Linked DNA regions of Mus musculus: regions 2 and 3 are each linked to region 1. A link is a loop called in an ENCODE intact Hi-C map of the cell type or tissue named here. Cell type or tissue: heart. All regions are shown on one strand. Region 1 holds the start of Rab11fip2 (RAB11 family interacting protein 2 (class I)). Region 2 has its middle 4.1 kb from the start of Emx2. Region 3 has its middle 20 kb from the start of Gm41880.

Region 1 (2,500 bases):
GCTGAAATAAAGAGTTCTAAACCTAGTAACTTATCTTTTGACACCCTTTACTAGTAATTTATTTTTTTAACAGTGCTCAACAAACATAGACCTAATGGTACGCATATATTTAATTTTCTGGTTTTCTAGTTCATGCTCTAGGCCTCTTATAAAAAGTATTAAAACCCAGTGCAAAATATTCCACTAAGAGCTCTTAACCTCACACAGAAATGAGAAAAAAAAATGGTTTACTAATCACTCCATTAAAAAAAAAATCAGAGTAAAGGCTATTTCCCTTCAAAGTCATGCAAAGAGAAGTGCTTAATACTGGATCCTATTTCAATCCCAAAGACCAATGCCTCAAATATACTATGTTCAAGAACAGTAAATCCATATATCTTTAAGTACCCAAAATTCAAAATAAATTATATAACTTACTCTGTTTTCCTTCTTTGTTTGTCCTCAAAGATGTCATTGAGATTGATTGCCACCTGCCCTAAAAACTTATCCAGTCCCACCAGGGACCTGTGCATCACTATAAGAAAAAGAATGTATTTCTCCGGACTACCCTGCATGAGCAACCCAGGCAGCTCAAAGGAGGCCTCCTCCTTCCAGACCGGCTCCAGGGTTTTCTCTGCTACAGATGTAGAATACTTCTCTTTGCCCAACTGAATTATGGTGTATGTGTCATTGGTACCACTTTTGCCTTTTGGCTTCAGATCTTTAGCTTGGAGCACTGTGACCTGCACGTGGGTTGGAAACCACTTTTGGGCTTGCTCAGACAGCATCATTCTGGGTTTTTTGTTTTGTTTTGTTTTTCGGTTTTGTTTTTTGTTGTTGTTGTTTTGTTTTCTCTGCGCAGAGTTCAGAAGCGCAGGCAGAGCCCCTCCCGCGGGGAGAGCCCCGTACCCTGATCACTGCATCCTTAAGAGCACTTCAGTGAGCTGGGCAGTCAGGGCTGCCGCGAGGTCCCTAAGGGCTGCTGTCAGGAGGACCGGTAGGGAGGCCGCCGCCGCTGCTGGGGTCCCTTTCTTCCGTAGAAGCACAGGGGCCCACATCACCTCCGCGCCTTCCGGGCCTCCGCGCGCAGCCCCGCGCCCCGCTTCGCCGCTATCCTGAAACCTGCGCCCCTAGGGCCCGGCCTCCGCCCCGCGCGGCCCGGCTCCTCCTCCGACCCGGCTGATACGAACCGTCGACGGCCGTGGGGCCTGGCTCCCTCCGCCCGCCCGCGCGGCCTCGCCTCGGCTCCTCCCCCCCAAGAGTGGCGCAGGCCTGGGCGAGCGGGGCGGAAGCGGCCGACCTGGACCGGTGTCGGAGGGACGCGGAGCGCGGGTGGCAAACCGAGGCCGGGCGGTGTCACCGGGTGAGGCCTGGCCAGCAACCCGCGGCTCCTAGCGCCCGGCGCGCGGCGGCCGCGCCACTTCCGGGTTGGCCGTCTCCATGTTGAGTGGGGCTGCGCGAGGGGCGGGGCCGGGCGGGGTTGGGGGTCAGCGCCTCCCTGGTTGCCTTGACGACGGGGCGCGCGGTGCGGGACGCGGAGGCTGGGATGCGCGCGCTGGACGGTGGGTGCTGAGGTTCCAACCTGTCGGTTGCAGCGGGCTGGGGAACTGTGAGCCCGCAGAGGCCGACAAGGGGTTCTGGGAGGCGGCACTGGGCCCTATACACCGCCCGCTATTGGGAGAGAACCGGTTTCCATCTTGGAAGGCAGAAATCTGTTCCAGCTGTGTGTTCAGTCCTAGCTGGGCGCTGGTGTCCTTTAATGGTGGTAGTTCTTCTTGAGTGACAGTTCAGACTTCGTCCAACCGTTCTCCATCGTCTTGAAGAGGAAACCTTCAACTGACTAAAGGGACCTCCTCCTGAGCACAGACCAAAAGCAAAGGATGCAGATAGATTCCAAAGCTTAATAAAGATTCTCTTGCTTAATAAAGATTCCCTTGCTTAATAAAGATCATAGACGCTTTGGGATGGCGTCAGAAGACCAGGCCCCCATGCCTGCCACCATAATTCTACGGAACTATTTAGTCTTTTTTCCCCCTTTCTAAGTTGTGTGTATGGCGTCCAAGTCAAAAGCATTCCCTGAGCGCTCACTGTCAAGTCCTCCAGGAATCCAAACCCCAACTTCATGGCCAGAGAGGACAGGAGTACTGTCTCTGCTTTTCAGTCTCAGGAGATGCATACTACCTCTGTTGACTTTATTTCTGTCCATGTCTGCCTAGGAAAATTCTGAAGCTCTTTGGACTGCACTTCCTGGCAGCACATCCAACCTGCGGCCAACAATAGCTATGAATGAGGCCAAACCCAACCTTAAATGCTATGAGAGTATTTAACTGCATTGTGCTTTTCTTCAGGGAGAACTTTGCAGACAGACAACAGCTCTCCAAGCAATGTCAAAAGATTAGACATCCCTGAAGGACTTTAGAGAACTAAGCATTAAACAGACATGCTAACCAATCTGTTGACTGACTAAATGCTTTTCTCCCTTTATGGGACTAATTTTGAGAATAAATATGATAGATAGGAA
Region 2 (2,500 bases), 490 kb before region 1:
TCTGTTTTCCCTGCCTTGTTTAGCCATAATCTCTTATTTGAAGGCAGCTGATGGAGAAAGAAACGATGACATCCCTCCCCCTTTGATTATTTCTTTGCTTTCAATGATGAATCACCAGAGCTGTGTGTGCTGAGGATTGACGAGATTCAATGATGGCATTAAAGCCCTATGCCCCTGGTGTGTCTCCCAGAGTAGTGTGGCATTCTGGACTGAAACGTTGGCTTCCAGAAATCCAGAAACTCACAGGCAATGCATCTTTCCTGCAAGTCACTCGGCGCAGCAGAAGCCATGATCCGGGAGAGATGCTCTCTCCAGAGTTCGTACCACCCCCTAAGTCTGTCCTTTGAGCAGTAAGGCTGACAGTAATGCTCAAGCCCTCTTCATACCATCCAGGCTTCCATCAATTCTATGCGGATTCTACTGCTTCACCTCAAGAGAAGAGCTCGGTTGCTCCGTGAAAGATGAAGTCCGTGAGTGTCTGGTGGCAGGACATGTCACCATAGCCCCAACGCTGCCCCTTAGTCTTGTGGATTTGCATTTAGTGAGATACTCTTCACCTGCACAATAATCAAGGACCCACCCCCGTTCTTCCCCGTCGCAAGGGGGCATACATCTAGGAGAGCTGAACCTGGCAACCCAAGTTCTTCCCGACCCCATTCAGTCAGGGTCACTACAAGTCCATTCCTTTAAGTCACAGTGATTAAGCAACGATATCCGGGTACTTAGTCATGGAGCTGTGTTCGCCTTGCGCAGTAACTAGCTATCTCCCTTGCCTAGATAGTCCCCGTCACCACGTCCTTGTTAGAGTGTATCCTATCCATTCCTCCTTGCTCCCTTTAGAAGAAAGCCTGGCTCCCAGAGAAGGGGAAATTCCAGTGAGGGTGAATTGAGTTGAAGCCGATGGGGACAGGTGGGAAGCAAGGTCAAGTCCCATGAACCTCCTCAGAGGTTCTCCTCTGGTTCAGACTGAGATTGGTGGCAGTGGTCTGCAACCCCTTGCACTCTCAGGGAGCTCAGAGGGCATCGCGCCTTCTCGAATCCCTCGCCACTAGGCGCCGCTGCACACACGCGGATCGCGGCCCTGGGCATCCCTGCCTACTCCGCGAGAGAACTCTGGGGACAACGCCAGAAAGGGATTTACCGTGATAATTTTAAAAAATGTTTTTAAGGTCTTAATTCTCTTTTTTCGTTTTCCCACAGCCGCTGTAGCTTTCAGAGGCCGGGGAGACTGGGATCACAATTACAGAGTTGGAGAAACTTCGCAGCCAGAGCTAGAGTGGGCCTTCTCAGGACATCTGACACAAGCCTGAGGGCCACTGGTGGTATACAGTGAGGTTCACTACTCTGGGACACTACAGGGTCCAAACACCAGCCTAGCAATGACGAAAATGTACAGAACACTAAAAATGAGCTAAGCTCACCCAACCTCAACAACTTCTAACACATTTATTCAGACATTTGTGATACACATCTAGTTGTCCCAGGAAGTTCTATCCGTTAGAGTTGCTTGATGCTATCCACCCACCCAAGATAGCTCTGGGGCCTAGCAACCCCACAAGCAGAGTTGAGGGCACTGCTTCTCTGTAAACAGAGGCTTTGCAGGATACTCAAAGCCCATGGTTATCACAGATCCTCAGAGATCACTACCCTTTGATACCTGTAGAGATTCAAGAATCCAGCACCTCCTACGGGAAGCACAGAGGAACACGGCAGGCAGGGGTGAGGTTACTGTGGATGCCTTTTTACAGCATTATTGTTCGGTCTGTGATGCCCTGGCTGGAGGCACATAATAACAGCAACATCCACGAGAGGAGCTGGCTTTTATTAAGGTTCCATATGTGCTAGACACTGTCTGAACAGTTTGCTTTGCCAATCTCTTGCAACAATCCCAAATGCTATTTATTGTATTATTGTTTATTCCCATTTGGAGGAAGAGGAAAAAGAATCAAAGAGGATAGCTTAGCTTGCCCAAGGTCACACAGTAAAGCTACCAATGTACTGGGGGTGGGGTAGTTTTATTAGGTATAACTACAAATAGTAAAATTCACACTTCGTACTGTACAGCTTTGAAAACGGGGTCTGTAATTACCTTTACTCCACTAAATAACTGTTTGATCATACGGCCATACAGAAACTCAATGGCCACTGCTCCTGTCTGCTTTCTAGACTGTACGGGCTGCATTTTTACATATGACAAAATGAGGTCAGGAGAGACTGAGGTGTTGACGCTGGTCTTTCAGTAAGAGACAAATGCATTATTAGAACATTCACATGTGTCTTCTAGTCCTCTGCAAAAACCATGGTGCCCAATCCCCCAGTGACTTGGAGTGCACACTGGGCAAAGAGAATCAGCCCAGCTGTGTGTACAGGTACTTAACCAAACAGTGGCTTCTTGGGTCCTTAAGGAACCTAGGACTAGAATTCTGCTAGGCCATCTATGAGCTCTGGGTCTCAAGCTGGACTTGAATGCCCGGAGCCCTGGTGCGCCTCTGCTGGTCAG
Region 3 (2,500 bases), 130 kb after region 1:
TTGCTGATAAGGAAGACCGCTCTCAGAGGCATATCTGCATTTCTGACTGATACTCCACCTTGTCATCAGGATAGAGCATAAAGGACCTACTGGAACATCCCCTGGGCACCTCCATCAGTCATGTGAGTCCCAGGCATGCCTTTGACAGACCAAAGAGCAGCCATTCAGAATTGAGCTGTCTGCTGAAAACGGATTGAAAGAGTTTGCATGCTGATGAGAAAGAGATGCATGTCTCATGGCTGTCAGTTTGGAATCCCATAGAAAGATTGATTTTTCTTGTGTTTATTAAGAAGACCAACATGAAATTTTATCCCAGCAGACGTCAATGTTAGCTATATTTGTAATGAATATCTGTGGGGAAGAGACACTGCATTGATCTGTCTCCACATCTTTCATGGCTATCAGTACAAGAGTACAAACTCATCTCCATAACTTTAAAATAATTTTCCTACTTAGCAATATAAGAGATAACTATTTAAAAGTAATACATGTGTGAATGTACACACACATTAAATAGATGCACTCATTGTATGTATATATGTGTCTATGTATATATGTGTCATTGTATGTATGTATGTATGTGTCTATGTATATATGTGTCATTGTGTGTATATATGTGTCATTGTATGTATGTATGTGTCTATGTATATATGTGTCATTGTATGTATGTATGTGTCTATGTATATATGTGTCATTGTATGTATGTATGTATGTATGTGTCTATGTATATATGTGTCATTGTATGTATGTATGTGTCTATGTATGTATTTTGGTTCTGTATAGATTTTTAAATGTTTTTCCTGCTAAAGAAGTTTATAGGCTCTTGTTTCAGAACTCATTTTATGTATTCCTACAATTACATTGTCAAGGTTTAATAAATTTAACACTACTTTAATTATTAGCTACTTGAAAGACATTTATTCATTTATTATGCTAAAATGGATATGTGTGTGTGGTTTATGAATGAGCGTGTTCAAGTGTGTGTACACATGTGGGTGTATATGAGCATGTGCCAAAGGTTGATTCACATGTCTTCTTTATTTTCCCTCCACCTTATTTTTTGAGGCAGTGACTCTCTCTGATCCAGAAGTTCACCCATTAACTAGACTAGTTGGCCAGTGAATCCCAGGGATCATTCTGTATAGTCAGAATGGGACTTTGCCTATTTCCACAACGTTTTGGCTTTGATGGCCAGAACAAAGGAGTCTAAGGGGTAAGACATTGCATTGCTTTTCTTTCAGGTGGTCAGTTTGGGAGTTTGACTTCTGAATATGCAGCCAGAGCAAATTCTCTGAGCTGTCTCTGCAACCTGAGGTTAGAAGAATCTGCCACAACCGGGGAAGGGGAATTGTGTAAATGGTAATAGTGACATTATAAAGCCAAGCACTAACTTCCTCTGCTCTCAAGTACAGTGGTAACTCGGTGGAATTAGTCATTTCTTACATCAAGCAATGCTCTTAACTCATGGATGTTTCCCTGAGCCAGATTTTATGGTCTATGTCAGAAATCTCTCTAAATCCTTATAAGTTGTGTTTGTTTCTATGCAATACATTCTTTAATGCTCTTGGGGCTTATCCATAAAACTCTCTGAGATGGCTGAGTTTCTTCTTCCACCTCTGAATTTGAAGAACACAGCTCACATTCCATGCTGAGCTAAATCCAAAGCACTTGGTGCAGACTATAGAATGTGTGTGAATATGAGTTCTCCTGGCAGGCAGCAACAAACTATGACCACCAGCTCTACCTTCTCTAAGGTGGCTTTTTTTTAATCTTTAAAATATGTTTTATTAGATATTTTCTTCATTTACATTTCAAATACTATCCTCTTTCCTAGTTTCCTCTCTGAAAGTCCCCTATACCCTCCCCCTGCTCCCCAACCAACCCACTCCCACTTCCTGCCCTGGCATACCTCTACTGATGCTTCCAGCCCAACTCTAATCTTTAGCATTCTGGTCCTTTATGGGAGCTTCTTTTTGTAGCCACGAAGCTCTTTCGCTCTGGCCTTTGATGGAGAGAACAGCTGTCCTCAGAAGGCAACCCTGGTCATTCACTCTTTCCTCATCGCTGACTCCTCTGTTACCTGTTTCATTTGCTTGCTAGAGAGTATTTCTACCATTCATCCCTGCTAGCTGGATCTCCCACCCATTCTTTCCAAAAGAAATTACTTGTCTTTCCTTCTTCCTTTCCTTCCTTCCTTCCTTCTTTCTTGCTTTCTTGCTTTTTTCTTTCTCTCTCTATTTATTTTTGTTTTTAGGCAGATTCTCATGAGCCTCAACTGACTTCAAACTTGTATAGCCAAGGATAGCCTTGAGCCCCTGATCCTCTTGCTACCAACTCCCAAGGCCTGGAGTTACAGGTGCTTGCTACTATGCCACCTTTATGCTATGGAATCCATATGCTTAGAATCAATAAGCATAGCTTATGCATCTTAAGCAAACATTCTGCCAACTGAACCTCAGTTCAGCCCTAACAGCAACTCTTGAAGAAATCCCCGTGCACT

What was found. Hi-C counts contacts between places; a loop is a spot of excess contacts. Peaks named below come from ENCODE experiments on the same cell type or tissue, not always from the same donor. Only the 100,000 strongest peaks of a DNase experiment are listed, where the experiment ranks them.
Region 2: a loop joins it to region 1, with 2.3 times the contacts of the local background. A loop is called at or near these places in 8 of 42 quality-filtered maps.
Region 3: a loop joins it to region 1, with 5 times the contacts of the local background. A loop is called at or near these places in 4 of 42 quality-filtered maps.

What each region holds. Positions count from the first base shown.
Region 1 is chr19:59,942,231-59,944,730 of GRCm38, forward strand. It overlaps Rab11fip2 (RAB11 family interacting protein 2 (class I)), which reads right to left and starts at 1,134. Exons shown (of 6, transcript NM_001033172.3): 1 at 418-1,134. The coding sequence starts at 770. In heart, a CTCF peak has its summit at 1,090; a DNase peak (open chromatin) is centred at 1,251; H3K4me3 peaks cover 1,840 bases; H3K27ac peaks cover 1,341 bases.
Region 2 is chr19:59,453,337-59,455,836 of GRCm38, forward strand. It overlaps Emx2os. Among named protein-coding and RNA genes, the nearest start is that of Emx2, 4.1 kb to the right of the region's middle. In heart, CTCF peaks have their summits at 1,047 and 2,485; a DNase peak (open chromatin) is centred at 1,065; H3K27me3 peaks cover 2,500 bases.
Region 3 is chr19:60,069,569-60,072,068 of GRCm38, forward strand. It overlaps the pseudogene Csf1r-ps. Among named protein-coding and RNA genes, the nearest start is that of Gm41880, 20 kb to the left of the region's middle. In heart, no CTCF peak of the experiment used is centred here; no DNase peak of the experiment used is centred here.